Regions from separate parts of the Homo sapiens genome. Here all the other regions are linked to region 3. The links are chromatin loops, found by intact Hi-C in ENCODE. Cell type or tissue: endothelial cell of umbilical vein. All regions are shown on one strand. Links, peaks and the distances in the headings refer to the core of each region. The heading gives the core; the rest is flanking DNA.

Region 1 (7,184 bases), core at 1,302-6,301, 58 kb before region 3:
ATACTGACAATTGGGTGACCCTCAAATAAATGGTCTAGTGAAATCACACTGGAGTAAAATCCACCTGTTGAGAACCCTCATGCATGGAGCTTAGAGAGATTTCTTCTAGCTCTTAAATTTGAGGAACAGTAAATGATCCCAAGGCATTTGAAGAAGCATCAAAATAAAAGACAGACTAAACTTTAAAAAGGGAAGAATCATTTAATGAAACAAGACTATGCAGATGGGGGAAAGAAATTTTGTTACGAGTTCTAGGCAGAAGTGCTAGTGGTGGTGGCTCATACATATAATACCAATGCTTTGGGAAGCAAACATAGGAGGACCCTCTGAGAACAGGAATTCAAGACGAGCCTGGGCAACATAGCAAGACCCTGTCTCAAGAAATTTTTTTTTTTTTTTTAAATTATCTGGGCATAGTGTCACATGCCTGTAGCCAAGATATTCTGAAAGCTGAGATGGGAAGATGGCTTGAGCCCAGAAATTCAAGAATGTAGTGAGCTATAGTTGCACCACTGCTCTCCAACCTGGACAACAGCAAGACCATGTCTCATTCAAACAAAAAAATTCTAGGCAGAGAAGGGACCACACATTCAAAAGACAAAACCCTCCAAGAAATCATTCTAAAAAATCCCCATGAATTAAAAGACAGATTTTCAGACTGAGCTGATTCAAGAGTAAAACAAAACAAAAATAAGATACACAACATAAAGATGGGCATGGTGTCACATGAGTGTAGTCCACATTACTTGAGTGACATAGGGGGAAAGATAACTTGAAACCAGGAATTCACAAGTCTGTGCAACATAGCAGGAGTCTCTTTAAAAATGAAAAAAAAAAAGAAAAAAAAAAAAGACCCATACCAAGACACATCACTGTGTTATTAATTTAGAATACAAAAGACAAAGAAACACTGGAAGCTCACATTAACAAAAGGCTGGTTCCCCCCACCTTCAACAGACTGGAAATCAAAGCAGCATTCGGGCCAGGTGCAGGAGCTCACACCTGTAATCCCAGCCCTTTGGGAGGCCAAGCCGGGGGGAATTGCTGGAGCCCAGGAGTTCAGGACCAGCCTGGGCAACATGGTGAGACCCTGTCTCCACAAAAAATTAAAAATTTAGCAGGGCATTTGGTGCATGGCTGTGGTCCAAACTAAATTGGTGGCTGAGGCAGGAGGATCACTTGAGCCCGGGAGGTCAAGGCTGCAGTGAGCTGTATTCATGCCTAGGTGACAGAATGAGACCCTGTCTCAAAAAAAAAAAAAAAAAAAAGGAACCATTAATTTTCTCTCCCACAACACTGGAAGTTCTGAGACAACACAACAACTTTCGAAATTCTGAGAAGATAATAATTCCTACTCTAAAATCCCAAACCAGAACTATCCATCAAATATAAGAATCCAACAAAAATACAGCCAGATATGCGAGTTCTCAAAAAATTCATTTCCCTTGAATTCTTTTCTTGGGAAAACACAAGACAACATAATCCATCAAAGTGAGCGAGTAAACCAAGGAGGAAAAAAAGTTAGATCCAGCCAGGCGCAGTGGCTCACACCTGTAGTACCAACACTTTGGGAGGCCGAGGAGGGTGGATCACCTGAGGTCAGGAGTTCGAGACCAGCGTGGCCAACATGGTGAAACCCTGTCCCTACTAAAAATACAAAAATTAGCTGGGCATGGTGGTGGGCGCTTGTAATTCTAGCTACTCAGGAGGCTGAGGCAGGAGAATAGTTTAAACCTGGGAGACAGAGGTTGCAGTGAGCCGAGATCAAGCCATTGCACTCCAGCCTGGGCAACAAGAGTGAAACTCTGTCTTAAAGGAAAAAAAAAGGGGGGGGGGGGGAGACACAAGACACAGTAAACAGTAATTCCAAAACATGAAACAGCCAACAGGAATACCCAGGAGTATGGTAAAGGAAGGTTCCAGATGGAATCAGTTCTACAGTCCAAACTAGAAGAATGTTCCAGGGAGTAGAGGTGATGGGATATATTTGGAGGGGGAGGTTTATTACTGAATCATGAGATCTGTTTTAATATACTGAGGGGCTTATATTTCCAGAGTGATTAGATATAAATTACTGGTAGGTAAAAAACAGTTAAGTATTAACTTCAGGGAGAAAAAAAAAGCTGCACAAGAATGAAAATAAAATCACAGCATATTCCATGGCTTATCTAAAGCTTTAATAATACTTACACAGCCATAATAAAAGTAATTATTGAGCCAATCAAAAGTTATATAACTACACTAAAAAGATGTAAGGGATCATTATTTCATGTTGAAGTGGTGAGAGGTGGTAGGAATGCAGGCTTTTCAAGAAGGTATTTCTAAGAATTTTTAAGCATTTGCTCTTAAATATGAGGAACAGTAAATGATCCCAAGGCATCTGAAGAAACATCAAAATAAAACACTAAACTAAGGGGAAAATCAAATGAAACAGACTATGTGGGGGGTGGCGGGGGGTGGGGGCAGAGACATGACGACTTTTATAGAAAGTAGGCTGGGCGCATTGGCTCAGGCCTGTAATCCCAGCACTTAGTCCGAGGCAGATGATCAGTTGAGGTGAGGAGTTCGAGACCAGCCTGGCCAACATGGTGAAACCACGTTTCTACTAAAAATAAGAAAATTAGCCAGGTGTGGTGGCGCACACTTCTAGTCCCAGCTACTCGGGAGGCCAAGGAATGAGAATCACTTAAACCCGGGGGGCAGATGTTGCAGTGAGCCAAGATCACACCACTGTACTTCAGCCCAGGTGACGAAGTGAAACTGTTTATAAAAAAAAAAAAAAAAAAAGCCAGATGTGGTGGCTCACGCCTGCAATCCCAGCACTTTGGGAGGCCAAGGCGGGCAGATCACAAGGTCAGGAGTTGGAGACCAGCCTTACCAACATGGTGAAACCCAGTCTCTACTAAAAATATAAAAATTAGCCAGGCATGGTGGCATGCACCTGTAACCCCAGCTGCTCAGGAGGCTGAGGTAGGAGAATCGCTTGAACCCGGGACACAGAGATTGCAGTCAGCTGAGATTGCACTACTGCACTCCAGCCTGGGCGACAGTGCGAGACTCAAAAAAAGGGGAAAAAAAGGAAAGAAAGAAAAAGTACAGGCAACAAGATTTCCTTTAGAATCAGACATGAAATATGAGGGAAGGAAGAGAAGAATGACTCTAAGATTTTTGGTTTAAATAACTGGAAGAATAAAGTTGTCATTTATTGAACTAAGGAAAATGCAAAAGAAGTAAATTTGGATTAAACAAGATGAAAAGTACAGATATAGTTATCAAGCACCTAGTAAACAGTCGGATATGTGAATCTGGAATTCAGGAGAAAGGTTCTGGCTGGAGATATAAATTTGAGTCACCAGCACAGTTCCCATTAAAGAAATGAAGACCATCAAGGGAATCCCAAACTAGGCTTAGGATATTTCAATGTTTAGAGGATAGAAAAGGAAACAGCAAAGGAAACTGAGAAAAGAGTCAGAGAAATAGGAAGAAAAAGCAGGAAAATATGTTTCCTAGAAGCCAAATAAAGTAAATGTTTTAATGGAGAAGAGTCAACAACTGTATGAAATGCTGCTAATAGATCAAGTAAAATGAGGTCACTGACGTCACGAGACCTTAAAAATACCAGCTCCAATGGAAATGAATATCTGATTGGAATGGGTTCAGAAAAAACAGAACAAACTAAAAACAATGAATACAGGCAAGGAGTTTTGCTATAATAGAACTCTTTTTCAAGGAGCTTTGTTATAAAAGAAATGAGACATTGCAATTGGCTCAAGCTACGACAAACAATATATCCGCAGTATATAATAAAGGGCAGATGGGGACAGATGGGCACAGATGCTAGGTTTACAGATGCAACGGTGACAACTTTTAAAGATTCTTTTCTGACTGCGTCTATTTTCTCAGGGCAATAGGGAGCAAAGTGAGAGGGAGGAGATATGAGACGTGCAATGACAGAGTAAAACTATGAAACCAGTCATTTAGGACAATGTAACAGGAAAGACTGGGTCACTAAGGACAAGATCACGAGTTTCAAGCAAGCCTAGGTCAGCATGCTTATGTAATGGGTTAACATTTTGACTTAAAAAACAAATAAACCTGCTCTATAGTCTTTTATTTAACCAAATGTTCTATCTGAAGTTTTTCTTCACCACCAAAGAACTTATCCATGTAACCAAAACCCACCTGTACCTCAAAACGATTAAAATAAAAATTTAAAAGAAAAGACCTGTGCCAATAGGACACAGGGAAAAAAAATTAAGTTTTTCTTAAGTGACGGTTCCATTATCCTTAACAGATCATCTGATCTGCATTTGAATATACATGGCAACAGCAATATTTTTCCATGAAATAAACACTAACACAGAAATGTATGGCTTATGGAGTATGTCCCCTCTCCAGGGTACATTCAGGATTTCTCTTCCTCATTGTCTGATATCCTTTCACACAGGGTCTAAATTGTGCCTCTTTTGGCCTTTATGCTGTTCTATTACAGATTGTGCATTACTTACATATTCCTAAGGCCTATTCTCTTATATTTGGTTCTAGTTAACCCACTACTATAAATTTTCAGGGTCTGTCTTGTTTTGCATGATACACTACCATTTCCAATTTCTAGTCGTTTCTCAAGACCCTAAAGTTTCATTCAGAAACTTCTCTTGTGCTAACACAATGTCCACTTGAAATCTCTATATGACACACTCCTATAGTACTAGTGAATGAAACCAAGAAAACAAAATAACCAAATCCTACCGACAGCCAAGTCTTTTGCTATTATTGCACCTAAGCTATTCCTGAAGAAATAATTTAATGAGATCATCTTATAAGGAACATTTATTTGGTAAACTATCTCATAGAAATAGACTCTAAAATCAAACAGTTTCTTAAACAACAGAGAGCATAATCCCAATCTCTCCCCATGAAAAGCCTACTTCATAACTGAAGTACCTAAAGCCCATGAACTGCATTACTAGAAGAAAGGAGGGAAAAAGACATTTACTAAACTTCCACAGGAAGACTGTATAAATCTGGAAGTGGTTAAGTACACATCAGCCTGTATCCAAGAATACTACTCAGTCTCAAAAATTAACTGAAAATCTAAACTTAATATGGATACTTCTTTGTTCTTGGTAAGGCTCAGAAAATTACCATCTATTTAAGTACGCATGGTACTAGTTACATGTCAACTGATATAATAAAAAAGGTGAAGTGGACAATCAGTATTTCAAACCCAATACAGGGAAATCACTAGATGTAAATAAGAACTTTTAAAAGCTATTCTTGAGCTCCACTTTAAAACAAACATTCAGGACTGGAATCTTCAGAATTTTCTAATATCTTGAATATCCCCATCTTCTCTTTAATTGGTCCTGAAGCATTCATTTGATCTAAGGGAAAAACATTAAAACAGGTACATTTTAGAAGTATAAGAAGAAGAAATCGTAAAAGAAACATCCAATATGATGTTATGAGAAGTGAGTCATCTGTCCAAAATTATAAAACTCACAGTAATACAGGGCACTCTCTTCCTTAATCACCAAGATTTAATAGCAGTGAAAGCAAAAAGGTACACTATTCTTAATACAACAACTAGAATCAGACTCTTGGGAGCATACAATCTAAAGCATCAGTTTGCTAGTCAAAATCGCTTTTGCTGAATTTAAGGTAAGATAAACAAGTCAAAGAGCAATAAATAATATCAATTTGAATCATGTTGTCAGAAACGTTTTAAAAAGAGGCCCAATCACGATTCGTTTAATAGCTGAAAACACACCACAAAAAGCTTACCTTGAGAAACATTTTGAATCAATGACAATATGTAGTCTCCTAAATTTTTATCAACATGACAGCTGTGAAATGAAATCTGATTTTCATTTGTATTACTGATTTCTAATCATCCTTGTCTGTTCATCAGACATTTCTTTCTCTCTTGGTAATAGCCTGCTCTTATATTATCCGTTTTCATTATCAACTTTTATTTACTTGCATATCCTAAACACTTCCTGTTATATGTTGCAAATATTATTTGTGGTTTGTCTCTTATCTCTTTATGGTGTCATCTGTCTTATAGTAGTCTTTCCTATTAATGTAATTAAAATCTATGAAACCTATCATATAATTTGTGATTTCTGTATTATAAAGAATTCTAATTCTAAAATCATAAATATATTTTCTTGTCTTTTTAGGTTAAAATTCTACCTTTAATATTTAGGTTTTGAACACGTGGATTGTTAATTTATCTGAAGTTTGTAAGTGCAGTGTGAGGAGAGGAGAATCTAAGTTAATTTTTCCCCTATTAATTACTATTTCCCCAGATCATCTATTGATTAATAGGAATTTCCTATCAGTTGTTTGAAGTTCCATTTCACATTTATTAGCTTTTCGTGAAAGTTGTCTTTCTAGATTCACCATATTGTACTTCTAGCCAATATATCACACCATGTGCTAATTCTACCATCTTGATTATTATGACTTTTAAATTTTTAATAAGACTTTATACCTGGTATAGAATATCTTGTGCTTCAAAACTGTCTTGGTTCTGGCCCTTTATTACTCTCTCATATAAATTTTAACAACAGTCTGTTTTACAAAAAGTCATTCTGGGATTTTTTTTTTTTTTTTTAAGAGACAGAGTCTCGCTCTGTCACCCAGGCTGGAGTGCAGTGGCACAATCTCCATTCACTGCAACCTCCACCTGCCAGGTTCTAGCAATTCTCCTGCCTCAGCCTTCTGAGTAGCTGGGATTATAGGCACATGCCTCCATGCCCCGCTAATTTTTTCTATTTTAGTAGAGACAGGGTTTCACCGTGTTGCCCAGGCTGGTCTCTAACTCCTGAGCTCAGGCAATCCACCTGCCTCAGCCTCCCAAAGTGATAGGATTATAGGCATGAGCCACCACACCCAGCCATCATTCTGGGATTTTAATTAGAAGAAAAATTCAAGAATATAAGTTAGTTTTGGGGACCACTGACTTACACTTTGTAGTAACCATTCATATCCACAAATACAGCTAAATCTGCATGTTTACTCAGTCTTTCTATTAACGTCCTTCAATGTTTCATAATTCTGTCCTTATATAAACATGTTAAAAATTGTTAAACTTTAATTGTAGGCATGTTAATTTTGTAGCTGTTGTAAAAACCTTCATTATTAAACAATTATTGCTGTTACACATATTATTAATAAGC
Region 2 (7,184 bases), core at 850-5,849, 140 kb after region 3:
AAACTTGAGCTAAGAATTTGCTTCTTTCACTTCTGGTTATAGTCAAGATCCCCGAAAAGGTAGAAAAACAAAGTAGGGAGAACTCTGTAAAGGAAAGTTTTACAAGTTGGGAATATTTTCCTATTTGCCTGGGGACTTAAGAAAAAAGAAGAAGAAGAAGAAGAAAAAGGCGTGTCAAAATCTAACTCAAGGAAAACTGCCTTTTTTTTTTTTTTTTTGAGAGAAGTCTAGCTCTTATTCCCCAGGTTTCAGTGCAATGGCTCGATCTCAGCTCACAGCAACCTCCGCCTTCTGGGTTCAAACGATTCTCTTGCCTCTGCCTCCCAAGTAGCTGGGATTAAGTCGCCTGCCAACATGCCCGGCTAATTTTTGTATATTTTAGTAGAGACGGGGTTTCACCATGTTGGCCAGGCTGGTCTCGAACTCTGACCTCAGGTGATCCACCCACCTCGGCCTCCCAAAGTGCTGGGATTACAGGACTGCTCTTACAGTAAGGTGTATTAAGTATTTTCTGACTACTCTTATTTATCCCTATTAAATCAACAAACCTCCATCCTGAAATCTGCGAAGTCCAGCACCATAATTTAATTTCTTTCTTTTCTTTTTTTTTTTTTTTGAAAGACGGAGTTTCGCTCTTGTCCCCCAGGCTGGAGTGCAATGGCACGATCTAGGTTCACTGCAACCTCTACCTCCCAGGTTCAAGTGATTCTCCTGCCTCAGCATCCCGAGTAGCTGGGATTACAAGCACCTGCCACCACGCCTGGCTAATTTTTGTATTTTTAGTAGAAACCGGGTTTCACCACATTGGCCAGGCTGGTCTCGAACCCCTGACCTCAAATAGTCCGCCCGCCTCAGCCTCCCAAAGTGCTGGAATTACAGGCGTGAGCCACCGCGCCCGGCCCATAATTTAATTTCAAGAATATCCTGTCAAATCACAAATACAATACCATTTTTTAAAAAAACTAAAGTTATTGGGGAAAAAAAGGAGAGGCTTATCTGGGAGATTAGAAAAAAGGCTTTCCTTAGTAAAAGCCCTACTTTGGCTTAAAAAGTTGGGATAAAATTCTAAACACCAAACTGCATTTTAATAAAGACCACTGAAACAAACGATTAAACACTATGAAGCACAACCACTTCTAATTTCAAGAATTCCCAAACCACTTGAATGGATTTAGACGCTATGCAAGCACAGCAAATAAACAGCTCTACAAAATGACTTCCTTCTCTCTTTCACAACCACACCCGTACACACATACCGCCTCCCCTCACCACCCCCCCAACAACCTAAATGTTTGTAGTAAAATTTTTAAAAATTGGAGACGGAGATGGTTATCTGCTTTTCCAGAAAAGGCAACTGCATATGTGGCACTAGACAGCTGGCCCAACCTGACTGCTCAGAAGCCAGGTATGAATGGCAGGTACAGCCTCCCGCGGACAAGGCAACAGAAAGACTCGCTGTCCACAGAGCTCACAACTTCTCCTATAGAAACACAAAGCCGACCCAGTTCCTCTTCCTCCAGTGACAAATCAAAGCTAAGTCCTGACGCGTGTGGGGCTGGCACGGAAGCGGCCGACCAAGCTCTCCGCTCCGGCTCCGGCTCCGGCTCCGACTCCCACCAAGACCCCGGCTCCGGCCCCGGCCCCGGACCCGCCCCGAGTCCCATGCAGCCTGCGCTGTACCTGGTGAAGAAGTCCGCGAAGCCGCCACTCCGTCGAGCCCGGGCCGAAGCCCCCGCAGGACCCTGCTCCGCGGCGGGCAAGGGCACCGGCGGCCCCGCCGGGGGCAGGTGATCGCGGGCGCTCTGACCGCGGCTCACCTGGAACGTGTTGCGAGAGTTGAAGTGAATGTCAGAAAAGCCCAGGCGCGGCTCCGCACCCCCATTAGTCCTCTCGGCCGAGGTGGCAGGGGGCGCGCCCTCCTCGGGACCCCCGGCGCCGACTCCCCGCTGCTCTGAGTCCTCGCTACTGCTGCAGCTGCTGGCGGGGCTGTCCCCCGAGTCGCTGCCCGCGCCCTCGGGCTCCTGGGCGTCCGCGGCCACCAGGCAGCAGCTCCGCAGCGGGTCCTCAAGCGGAGAGGCCCAATCGGACGGGCTTCCCGCGCCGTCCGCGTCCTCGTCGCCAGGCCCCTCCAGGCGAAGGCGGCCGTAGGGGCGGCGGCGGCGCGACTCCCGGCCGCCGGCGCGCGCCAGCCCGCGAGCCTCTTCCAGATCGCGACAGTCCCGGCCCGGCAGAAAACCCGAGTCGCCGTTGGTCATGCCTTCGTGCCGCGGCGCGCGGCCATCAGCCACCTCCGCGCCGCGGTGTTTGGAGCCCGAGCCCAGCAGGCAGGCGTCCGATCGTGGGGCTGCCGAGGGCGGCGGGGCGCCGGCCTGGCCAGCGGGGAGCGGACAGTAGCAGAGCCCCGGCTCCAGCTGCTCCCCGGCCGCCGCGAGGTAACGCTGAAGGAGCTGCCGAGGCGGCGTCTCCTCCTCCTCGTCAGCCTCCTCCTCCTCGTCAGCCTCCTCCGGCGGCTCCACAGCGCCGACGCCTCCGCCAAAGCCGCCCGTGGCCCGGATTACCTTCCTGTCCTGGCCCACGGGGTCCGGCGCAGGCACCGGGAGCAACTTGGGGTTTCTTCCCGAGCAGGCTCCGGCATCCTCCGGACCCACCATCTGGGGGTGGGTGGCGGCCGCCCCAGGAGGCAAAGAAGGACTACAGGCGCAGGCTTGGCCAGAGAACAGCTCTGGGTGCTGGGGCCGCGGCGACAGCCGCCGCAACGTTCCCAGACCCACCCCTCCCACCCGCTGGGTCGGACAGTTGCTTGAGGGCGGGCACGCGCCAGGACTCGCGCACGCGCAAAAGTCGGACCGGTCAAGCCCCGACCTGGAGATTCCCCGAACCATAGAGACGGTAGCTAGAGAGACGCAGGCTGCCAATCTAGGATCCGCCATCTGGATGGTGGAAGCTGGTTGGCCCGCTCTAAGCGTGACAGTTCTTACCGAAGCGCGGGTATTGCTCGCTTAGCAAAAATTCACTTGATGTATTTCATTTATGGTAGTAAAATACTCCCATATTTGGGAGGTGTTAGCGTGGGTAAGTCCTTCCAGCTCTAATTGGTCACCAGTCGACTTTACGATTTTTACATCCTTCTCCGGCATCATTGCCACAGTTCAGGGCTTCATCACTTCATCCAGGAGGGTCAACACCCTCCCTTCTTCACTTCATCTAACACAAAAGAAAGATATCCTAAGTTATCTTGCTCACCTAGCACCATGTTTCATCACAGTCCTCTGTTTAAAAGATTATCACCGGCCGGGCGCGGTGGCTCACGCCTGTAATCCCAGCACTTTGGGAGGCCGAGGCGGGTGGATCACAAGGTCAGGAGATGGAGACCATCCTGGCTAACACGGTGAAACCCTGTCTCTACTAAAAATACAAAAAAATTAGCTGGGCATGGTGGCGGGCGCTTGTAGTCCCAGCTACTCGGGAGGCTGAGGCAGGAGAATGGCGTGAACCCGGGAGGCGGAGCTTGCAGTGAACCGAGATCGCGCCACTGCACTCCAGCCTGGGCGACAGAGCGAGACTCCGTCTCAAACAAGAAAAAAAGATTATCACCTAAGGAGGGAGAGGAAGTGGTCAGGCAGAGAGGAGCTATTGAAATAATTCCAGCACTCTGCGATAGTGGATTAAAATGGGATGATTGACCATTGAGTGGAAATGAAGTATATTTAAAGTAAAAGACGAAAGACTTGATAACTGATCAGAAGTGACAGAAGAGAGAGTAACCAATGATTACTACAAAGATATGAGACTGAAACTGATATGGTTTGAAGAAATAGAAAAGTGGATAGGAAAAAAACGATTAATAGGGGAAATACATCTGGTAAAGTAAACGACTGAAAATATCCAGCATATAGAGTTCTAAAACTTGAGTTGGCTGGGCGCAGTGGCTCACGCCTATAATCCCAACACGTTGGGAGGCCGAGGCAGGTGGATCACCTGAGGTCAGGAGTTCGAGACCAGCCTGGCCAACATGGTGAAACCCAGTCCCTACTAAAAATACGAAAAATTAGCTGGGCATGGTGGTGGGCACCTGTAATCCCAGCTACTTGGGAGGCTGAGGCAGGAGAATCGCTTGAACCCGAGAGGCTGAAGTTGCAATGAGCCCAGATCGTACCACTGCACTCCAGCCTGGGCAACAAGAGGGAAACTGTTTCAAATAAATAAATAATAAAACTTGGGTTAGGGTTTAGGTTCAGAGACACAGATTAGGCGTCATCTGTATAATGCAAGTAGGTGGATGAATCATGAGTAACATTACCTAGGAAGAAAGAATAATGATAAGGGTCGGGCACAGACCCAAATGTTTCATTATTTCAGGACAAAAAAGTTGTATTGCAAGAAATTGAAGAGGCATCAGTTGTGGATAAAACGAAGCAGAAAATATAGACCACTCATTCTATAAAAGTATATAGAATATAGACCACTCATTCATTCTAAAAGTATGTTAGTGAATGCAAGAACAGAAAATAGAAGTCGTAGAGGAGACATTATTGTCAAGCATTTAAAATTTATTTCATATAAAAATACCTATACATACAGATATAAGAGGGAATATAACCTTTATATAATAAAATGTCAATAAAATGGGCATGCATGTACCTAACACTCAATTTAAAAAAACATCAAGAGGCCAGGCGTGGTGGCTCACATCTGTAATCCCAGCACTTTGGGAGCCAGAGGCAGGCAGATCACTTGAGGTCAGGAGTTCAAGACCAGCCTGGCCAATATAGTGAAATCCCATCTCTACTAAAAATAAAAGCATAAAATAAAATAAAATTAGCCGGGCGTGGTGGTGGGCGCCTGTAATCCCAGCTACTCAGGAGGCTGAGGCAGGAGAATCGCTTGAACCCAGGAGGCGAAGTTTGCAGTGAGCCAGGATCGCACCACTGCACTCCAGCCTGGGCGACAGAGGGAGACTCTGTCTCAACAAAATAAAAACATCAAGTGTCTTCGAAAATAAGCGTTATTGAAGGCCCTAGGAAAGGACTAAGTGGCAAAGGCATAGTCAGCAATGCATTTATTATCAAGGTATTTCAGAAGGAAAAAATGACTTTCAGGACACGAGTGGAAAAAATATAAAAAGAGAGAAAATATTTGCAAATTGTATATCTGGTAAGAGTGCAGTATCCAGAATAAATAAAGAACTTGTATAAATCAACAACTGAAAAACAACCCAACTAAAAAAATGGGCAAGGGACTTGAATATACATTTCTCCTAAGAAACATATGTTAATGGAATATTAATAAGCATATGAAGTGATGCTCAACATCATTAGTCATTAAGGAAATGCAAATCAAAACTACAATGAGATAGCACTTCACACTCACCAGGATGTCTATAATCAAAAAAATAGAAAACAAATGTTGAAAAGAATGTGGAAAAACTAGAACCTTCATACATTTCTGGTAGAAATGTAAAATGGTGCAGCTTCCATGAAAAACAGTTTGGTAGTTCCTCAATAAGTTAAACATGGAATTACTTATAAGCCAGCAATTTTACTCCTAGGTGTATACCCAAAAGAATTGAAAACAGGTGTTCAAACAAAAATGTTTTACGTGGGTTGGGCACAGTGGCTCATGCCTGTAATCCCAGCACTTTGGAAGGCCGAGGCAGGTGGATCACCTGAGATCAGGAGTTCAACACCATCGTGGCCAACATGGTGAAACCCGATCTCTACTAAAAAAATACAAAGGCCGGGCGTAGTGTCTCACGCCTGTAATCCCAGCACTTTGGGAGGCCGAGGAGGGTGGATCACGAGGTCAGGAGATCGAGACCATCCTGGCTAACACGGTGAAACCCCATCTCTACTAAAAATACAAAAAATTAGCCGGGTGTCGTGGCGGGCACCTGTAGTCCCAGCTACTCAGGAGGCTGAGGCAGGAGAATGGCGTGAACTGGGGAGGCAGAGCTTGCAGTGAGCCGAGATCGCACTACTGCACTCCAGCCTGGGTGACAGAGCAAGACTCCGTCTCGAGGAAAAAAAAAAAATAGCCTGGCTCAGTGGTGCCCGTGCCTTTAATCCCAGCTACTTGGGAGGCTGAGGCAGGGAGAATCGCTTGAACCTGGGAGGTGGAGCTTGCAGTGAGCTGAGATCACACCACTGCACGCCAGCCTGGGCGACAGAGCAAGACTGCGTCTCAAAAAAAAAAAAAATGTTTTACATGAATGTTCACAGCAGCATTACCAATAATAACCAAAAGGTGGAAACAACCCAAATGTCCATCATCAGGGGAACTGATAAACAAAATATGGTATATCCATGCAACCAAATATTACTCAGACGTGAAAAAGAAAAGAAATACTGATTCATGCTACAAGGTGGATGAATGTGAAAAGCACTGTGGTGGTGTGTACCTGGATAGTCCCAGCTACTCGGGAGGCTGAGGTGGGAGGATCTCTTGATCCGAGAAGTTCAAGATCATAGTGAACTATGATTATGCCTGTGAATAGCTGCTGCATTCCAATCTGGGCAACATGGCAAGACCCCATCTCTTAAAAAAAAATAGATAACATATAATTCCATTCCTATGAAATATCCAGAATAGATAAATCCATAGAGACAGAAAGCAGATTGGTGATTATCAATGACTGAGGGAAAAGACAAATAGAGAGTGACTATCTAATGGATATAAAGGTTTTTGGGAGTATAAAATGAATTGAATGAAAATGAGGTGAACAGGCACGTATTTTGAAACTAGATAGAGGTGATAGTTGTTCAACTCTGTGAATGTACTAAATGCCATTGAATTGTACACTTTAAAATCGTTAATTTTATATTAGGCAAATTTCACCTCAAGTGTAAAAAAGCAATATAGAAGATGTCTGGACAATTTTTATTTTTATGTACACATATTTTGATACTAGCTGGACAAGGTGGCACGTTCCTGTAATCCCAGCTACTCAGGAGGCTGAGAGGCACAAGAACCACTTGAACCTGGGAGGTGGAGGCTGCAGTGAGCTGAGATCATGAATAAGTTAGGAAATGTTTGACAGCAGAAAGAAAATTGCAAGATAAATTCTTTAGGCAAACGACAAAGGTTGAAAAGATAAAAGATTGAGATTAGACTCCTGCAGCTACCCTCATTTTTACCATCGTATTACAATCCTTATGTCCAGACATCTCGTATATTGTTTTTTTACA
Region 3 (6,832 bases), core at 1,748-6,747:
TAATACCATGTAAGTGGTTAATCCTTAAACCTGGTCTTCTGTATTTCAAATCTTCCTATCACTGTTTTTTCTTTATTTATCAATTTCATGATTATATTACGGTAAATTGCAACTCCATCTATTAAAAGCACTGAGTGCCTGGCAGGAAACAACTCTGGGTAACTACAGTACAGAGTATGCCAATGGACACCGAGGGCAGAAATTCCTCATTATCTACCCCATTATCTCTCCCAACACCAATCCCAGATTTTTTATTGGGGGGTGGGAGGAGTTCTATTTTAGCCTACACATATCATGATCCTTTTACCTCTCCAAGAAATCTCCTGACTCCAACTATTCCCCCTCCTCCACTTCACAGGCACTATCAGTACTCAAATCTCCTAGACTAACAATGACTTCTTTTAAAGGGAAATACATGTGAAAAGTCAAAGAAAATAACTGTAGCCAATGAATGTCAAAGTCATTTTCTAGGTTCCTCACAAACCTTAGGATTTCCTAAAGCCAAATGCTTCTCATTAAGGAACTTAAGCTAGCTCTTCCTCTGTTAAGTACTTCTAAATACATGCCCATACAGACTGTATTCTCCCAAAAGAAAAGGAATCTCTACCTGTGCATAGTTAATTGTTTGGCCTCCAAAGACATGTTTATTAATCTCAAGTAGGTAGAGACTCTGAAAACTTTTCTTAGAATTTTCTAGTGTCATCTAGGCAATCACTTTTTATGAGGGTCCAGTGCAAAAAATAATCAAAAACTTTCCTTATCTGTACATAACAAGACAATGTAATACGAAACCACAACACTAATGTTTTAGCAAATTACACACTTATATTAAGATTGAAAACGGCTACATACTTTTTTTTTTGAGACGGAATCTTGCTCTGTCACCCAGGCTGGAGTGCAGTGATGCCATCTCGGCTCACTGCAACCTCTGCCTCCTGGGTTCAAGCAATTCTCCTGCCTCAGCCTCCTGAGTAGTTGGGACTGCAGGTATGCGCCACCACATCTGGCTAATTTTTATATTTTTAGTAGAGACGGGGTTTCACCATGTTGGCCAAACTGGTCTCGAACTCCTGACCTCAGGTGATCCACCCGCCTCGGCCTCCCAAAGTGCTGGGATTACAAGCGTGAGCCACCATGCCAGGCCATGAAAACAGCCATATACTTTTTTAATGGAAGGATTAAAAATTACTCTTTAGGTTCTATGATGCATAATTATTAAATTTAGGACTAACTGCAAAATGTTTGTTCATAAGCTTAAAAATGTCATTAAAAGTAGCAGGTCATTTGACCTCAGCAAATATATAAAATACTACATATTTGACTTATCTTTTTTAAATGTGAAGTGTTTCTTCCTTGAATGAATAATACCTTCTGAAAATGTACTGTTGTCATATCTCAGGCATATCTTTCTTTAAATGCTATTTCCCTACCCAACACTCATAATGGGTATATGAAGAAACAAGATAAAACTGAAGATACATTACTCAAGACAAAATTATCACATCCCTCTTAGACTTCTTCAGTTGATTCCATTCTGGGCACTTGCCCCAGAATTTATACTTTATAATTCATCTGGTTATATAGCTAATAAGTATATTTAGTATATGTATATAATCTTGTATATTATAAAATACCATTTTATCATCGTTAGCTATTCAATAAGCACTTACTGATTGCCTACTATGTGCCAGGTGCAAAGCCTACAAAAACAAAACAGCAAGTGATGCACCCTCAAGAAACAAAGTGAGAAAGAATCAAAAAGTAGTATGAAGTATTTATCATTACTTATTTGGTCATGGTAAATTCTGTGTAATAAAGTACTATGAAAATTCAAAGAATGAGAAAAGGTGGTTCAGGTCAGACCTCTCAATTCTGTTAATTCACATCTACCCTGAAGCAAAAAGTATTGATGTTACTTAAAGAAAATTTGTTAATATATTACCTTAACTGGTTATAGTCAACCAGAGATCATCAGTAATAACGGAAGGAGTATTACTGGAGTGGAACTATAGCATGGTAGTTAAAAAATGTGCATTCTAGAACCACATGGCCTACACTGGAATGTTAGCTCTGCCATTTACCAACTGTGGCACCCAAACAACCTCTATGTGCCTCAGTTTCCTCATCTGTAAAATAAGATGACTAATAAAACCTATTTGGTTGTGTAGTTCAATAATAGCAATTGTTTATACTAGTAATTAAACTAGTAAGTTTAATAGCAGTAATAGTAATAATGAACATCTACTTTACAGAATAGTTGAGGATTCAATGAGTAAATACATATAAAGCATTCAAAACAATGCATGACTCCTAATAAATGTTCAAGAAGTATTAACAATGCTGACAAAAAAATTATTGTTGACATAACAGGGAACCAACGGCCTCATTACTCGTTTTTGGAATGCATTATTTTCCAACTTAAGTAGTTTTATAATCATGAGTTAATTCACTATTATTAAGGACAGAAATTCTGCAGGCAGCCTGAGTTGAAATTTGACTTCAACACTTACTATGTGCCCTTCTCCCTCAGTTTCTTCATTTGTAAATGAAAATAACAAAAAATAACCTATATCATAATATCGGTAGAGTTTAATAAATTAATAAAGCACAAGAAAACCACGTACTAGGCAGTACTTAAGAGTCAACGATCATTCTTTTTCTTGCATATGAATCAAGCAGCAGGGTGGGGCTTTAGAATAAACAAGAATTTTTCAGGTTAAAAACTGTTTTTAGTAACTTACAAAATGCTCTCTACAAGAAAACTACAGCAACTTGTCATTGAAAAAGTACGGCACATTTTTAGCTAAAGAATCTTATGTAGCAATACACAGGCCATGAAACCAAAAGAAAAACAAACAGCAAGTTGATCACTTAGGTGGAAAACAGCACTACAGTATAAGGAAATCATTAGACTTGGATTCCAGCCCAGCCTTTGATTGATGCTAACTTCTCCTGCCCTCAGTCTAGTACATTACTTCTGCAGGTTTTAGCGATTCCTGTTTGCCATGAGACATACATTTAAGGTAATTTTTAAAGGAAATAAGGATGACAAACGAAAAAACTCACTATGGACTTTGAAAGACTTTTCATGGCTAAACAAGCAATCTGAAATGCTCATTTAAAAGTGATGGGACTACCAAGACTACATCTCATAGAAACACACCATTCAAAGCACTTGCGAAAGGATTCTCAAAGGCAATATCTGTAAACATACAAAAAAGACAAGTAATAAAGCTGTTTTCTTTCAGTTATTAAAAAGCCCACTAAATAGGAAAGCAAAGAACACAAACCACACCTCCGGGTTAAAGCCGAGGTTACCACAGGCTTTCACGACGACGAACCTGATGCCTAAATTACCTTTTCCAGCATCTTCCGCTCTCTCTCTAGTCCAGCAGCTTCAAGCTGTTCTTCCTCTTCTAGCATGGCCGGGGTAATCACAGCAGTGTCCAGTTGTTCAACCATTGCTGGAGCCTCCGAGCCTGACGGGGGAGAAAGCTTTCAAATTGCAGTTTTAAAAAAATTACCAACTACTCAACTCCAACAAGAAACAGCCTTTCTCCCACCCGAGATGCACTGGAGCAAAAGCTGAAGACCGAGGGGACGCCAGCATCACCTCTCAGAAGACACCGTAAGTCTTCACAATGTCTACAAGTCGCCTGGACCACAGTTTACAACTCGGGATGCTCGGGAAAATGCAGTTGCCTATGTGAAATCTTCACCGGCATGCTAATACGTGCGATTCCGGGGTGTCCTCCACTCACCGTTGCAGTTTCCCAACCCTCCTTTCCTCCTCAGTCCCTGCCCGGGGTCGGCTCCCTCCCCGAAACTCCGCCGCAGCCTCCATGCTTGCCCACCTCAGCCCCGCAGGCTGCCACCCGCGCCCAAAAGGTTTTCCTCACTCACCGCCGCTGCCCGCGGGCCGTTCCGCTGGCATGCCTGGACACTCACCCGGGAACCGGGTCCCCTCCTCTCAGAGCCTGCAATGCCGCGAGCTAACTCCTCACAACCGCTGCCGGCCCAGCCTTCTAGCCAAATCCCCCGCCAGGGAAAAAAGCGCGCTTCTCCTTCGCGGGAAAATCCTGTCATCTCGCGATACCTTACATTCCCCACCCGCCCTCCCGCCCCGCTGCGCGAGATTTGGCGCAGCTTGCGGTTTTCGTCAGGACTGACCTGTGGCAACCGTAAACCTTTACCTGGACCTCTCTCAGGAGGAAACTGGGTCCCGCTGCCGAACTCAGCCTGTAACTATCCTGTGAGATTGGGCGAGGTGGCCGATCGTGGAGAACCCAGTTTCCTCACATATCTGGTTCCGAACTACGCAATTAAAGTTTGATAGTGCTGTTAATACTTTGCAAGGCGCCTTCCAACGCTGGCTGCTGTGATTGAGCACCCGCTAGCCCATGATCCTGTAGGTAGAGACGTCTGCGTATCTGCACGAGGATGTCAGAAACAGAAACATTTTTATAGGGCCAGCCTCGCCGCACCCGCAGCGCGCGGCTCACATCTTAAGTGAAAAATCCCCCAAAATGACAAAGAGGAGGGCTTTTTTGTGGGTGGGACGGGAGAGAGAAGGAACAGGAAATTAAGATTATGACTGGGTTAAAGAAAGCTGTTTAGGATAAGGGCAAGCTGAAAGAAGTGATGGACCAAGCGGAGTGGCCAGCAGAAGGAAGATTCAGGAAACCAAACAGGATTCATTCATTCGAGTGGGCAGTGAAGGAAGGAGCGGAGCTTTTCTTGTCCCTGGTTTTCACTTCAGCTTTCAATTCCTCCTTTTCTTGTTTGCATTCCTTTTCAACTATTTCCTTTGTCTCCCTCTCCAGGGCTCCCTTTCCCACCTCCAATTTCTTAAGATGTATGGCATTAAATATACCTACCATGTAACCACCCGTTTCCTTCATTTTGACTCCCACAACTTGTATGATTGTGTCTATACAAAATTTAAGAGTTTACAAGCCGGGTGCGGTGACTCACGCCTGTAATCCCAGCACTTTCGGAGCCCAAGGCGGGTGGATCACGAGGTCAGGAGTTCAAGACCAGCCTGGCCAAGATGGTGAAACCCTGTCTCTACTAAAAATACAAAACAGCCGGGCACGGTGGCAGGCGCCTGTAGTCCCAGCTACTCGGGAGGCTGAGGCAGGAGAATCGCCTGAACCTGGGCGGCAGAGGTTGCAGTGAGCAGAGATCGCGCCATTGCACTCCAGCCTGGGCAACAGGGAGAGACTCCGTCTCATAAAAAATAGAAACGAAACCTAGTCTCTATATTTTATTTTATTAAGATAGGGTCTCACTCTGTCGTCCAGGCAGGAGTGCAATGGCACGATCTCTGCTCACTGCAATCTCCACCTCCTGGGCTCAGTTGATCCTCCCACCTCAGCCTAGCAAGTAGCTGAGACTACAGGTGCGTGCCACCACGCCCGGACATTTTAGTGTCGGACATTAGCCCATTCCAGGCTAATTTTTGTTGGTTTGGGGTTTTTGTGTGTTTTTGTTTTTTGGTAGAGACGGTTTTTCGCCATGTTATCTAGACTGGTCTCGAACTCCTAGGTTCAAGGGATCCTCCCAACTCGGCCTCCGGAAGTGCTGAGAGTGCAGGCGTGACACATTGTGCCTGGCCCCTACAAACATTTCCAAAATTAGCCGGCTGTGGTGGCACATGCCTGTGGTCCTAGTACTTGGGAGGCTGAGGTGGGAGAATCACTTGATCCCAGGTGGTCAAGGCTGCAGTGAGCCGAGATTGTAACACTGCACTCCAGCCTGGGTGATAAAGCTACACTTTGTCTCAAAAAAAAAAAAAAAAAAAAAAAAAAAAAAAACCATGGGAATAAAGGGAAATCTTGAGTTGCTTCAAGGGAAATTCCAGGAACCTAGCTAGCCCTGACAAGTAAATAAGCAACTTGATAAGGAAGAAGGTAATGGTAGCCTAAAACAACAGCCCAGGAAGTTAGATTCAGGAGATGTTTGGTTCCTTTATAAAAACTAGAGATAATATCTTAACACATGTCTCTGAGTTGTTTTTTAGAAACCCCAAGCGCCACCAAACACATGTGCTGGCACTCTGCTGCCTCATTTGTTCTAAATTTATTCCTAGGGGCCTGGAGGAGGTCACACACACAAGCAGAGCTAGCATTCTTTTCTGCTGATCCCAAATTTTTATTTTTTAATTTTTAAAAATTGAGATGGAGTCTCATTATATTGCCTAGGCTGGTCTCAAACTCCTGGGCTCAAGCCATCCTCCCACTCAGCCTCCCAAGTCAAAGGGAAAGAAATTTTGGGATTACGGGCACACTCTACCACACCCAGCTCCCCAAATTTTTAGACAAAGCTTCACCTCCTGAACCAACTGCAAATCAGAAAACCTTTTAATCCATCTATGACCTACCTTTTAATCCACCTTTTGACCTACCTACCCTTTGAGATGGCGGTCGAAACAATACATAGACTCCATGTATTAATCAATGACTTTGCCTGTAATTTCTGCTTTCCTGAAATTTACCCCTGCCTTTAAAAATCCTTACCTGCAAGCCATCAGGGAGTTTGGGTCTTAAGCATGAGCTGCCCCAATTCCTACAGCTGCAAAAGCTCAGTGTGGAAGTCTTGTCTTCCTGAGCCAGGCAAGTGGACCACAGTTCAGTTCTATAACAGTACCTTACGTTAAATGGTTCAATTTGAAGCCCTCCAATCAGACCCTGCCAAGCCAACATTCCTAAATCTTTTCCCTTGCTCTCTGATCCCTTAAAATTTGCCCTAGACCTGGCCGGGCACGGTGGCTCACGCCTGTAATCCCAGTACTTTGGGAGGCCGAGGTGGGTGGATCACGAGGTCAGATTGA

What was found. Hi-C counts contacts between places; a loop is a spot of excess contacts. Peaks named below come from ENCODE experiments on the same cell type or tissue, not always from the same donor. Only the 100,000 strongest peaks of a DNase experiment are listed, where the experiment ranks them.
Region 1: it touches region 3 in a loop (6-fold over the local background); 3 of 110 quality-filtered maps call a loop at or near these places.
Region 2: a loop joins it to region 3, with 8 times the contacts of the local background. A loop is called at or near these places in 8 of 110 quality-filtered maps.

The regions. Positions count from the first base shown.
Region 1 is chr10:94,599,728-94,606,911 of GRCh38, reverse strand. HELLS (helicase, lymphoid specific) reads right to left here. Exons shown (of 22, transcript NM_018063.5): 22 at 4,813-5,384. The coding sequence ends at 5,290. Among named protein-coding and RNA genes, the nearest start is that of HELLS, 58 kb to the right of the region's middle. In endothelial cell of umbilical vein, for the core only: no CTCF peak of the experiment used is centred there; a DNase peak (open chromatin) is centred at 3,581; H3K27ac peaks cover 1,689 bases.
Region 2 is chr10:94,398,081-94,405,264 of GRCh38, reverse strand. TBC1D12 (TBC1 domain family member 12) reads right to left here and starts at 2,724. Exons shown (of 13, transcript NM_015188.2): 1 at 1,681-2,724. The coding sequence starts at 2,651. RefSeq lists enhancers at 1,217-1,516, 2,817-2,976 and silencers at 1,597-1,926, 1,997-2,486. In endothelial cell of umbilical vein, for the core only: no CTCF peak of the experiment used is centred there; DNase peaks (open chromatin) are centred at 1,474, 2,044 and 2,844; H3K4me3 peaks cover 2,431 bases; H3K27ac peaks cover 1,891 bases.
Region 3 is chr10:94,543,024-94,549,855 of GRCh38, reverse strand. It overlaps HELLS (helicase, lymphoid specific), which reads right to left and starts at 4,068. Exons shown (of 22, transcript NM_018063.5): 1 at 3,904-4,068; 2 at 3,358-3,479. The coding sequence starts at 3,934. RefSeq lists enhancers at 3,139-3,762, 3,763-4,387, 4,925-4,974, 4,388-5,012 and a silencer at 4,135-4,214. In endothelial cell of umbilical vein, for the core only: no CTCF peak of the experiment used is centred there; DNase peaks (open chromatin) are centred at 3,055, 3,645, 4,125, 4,355 and 1 weaker place; H3K4me3 peaks cover 2,130 bases; H3K27ac peaks cover 1,884 bases.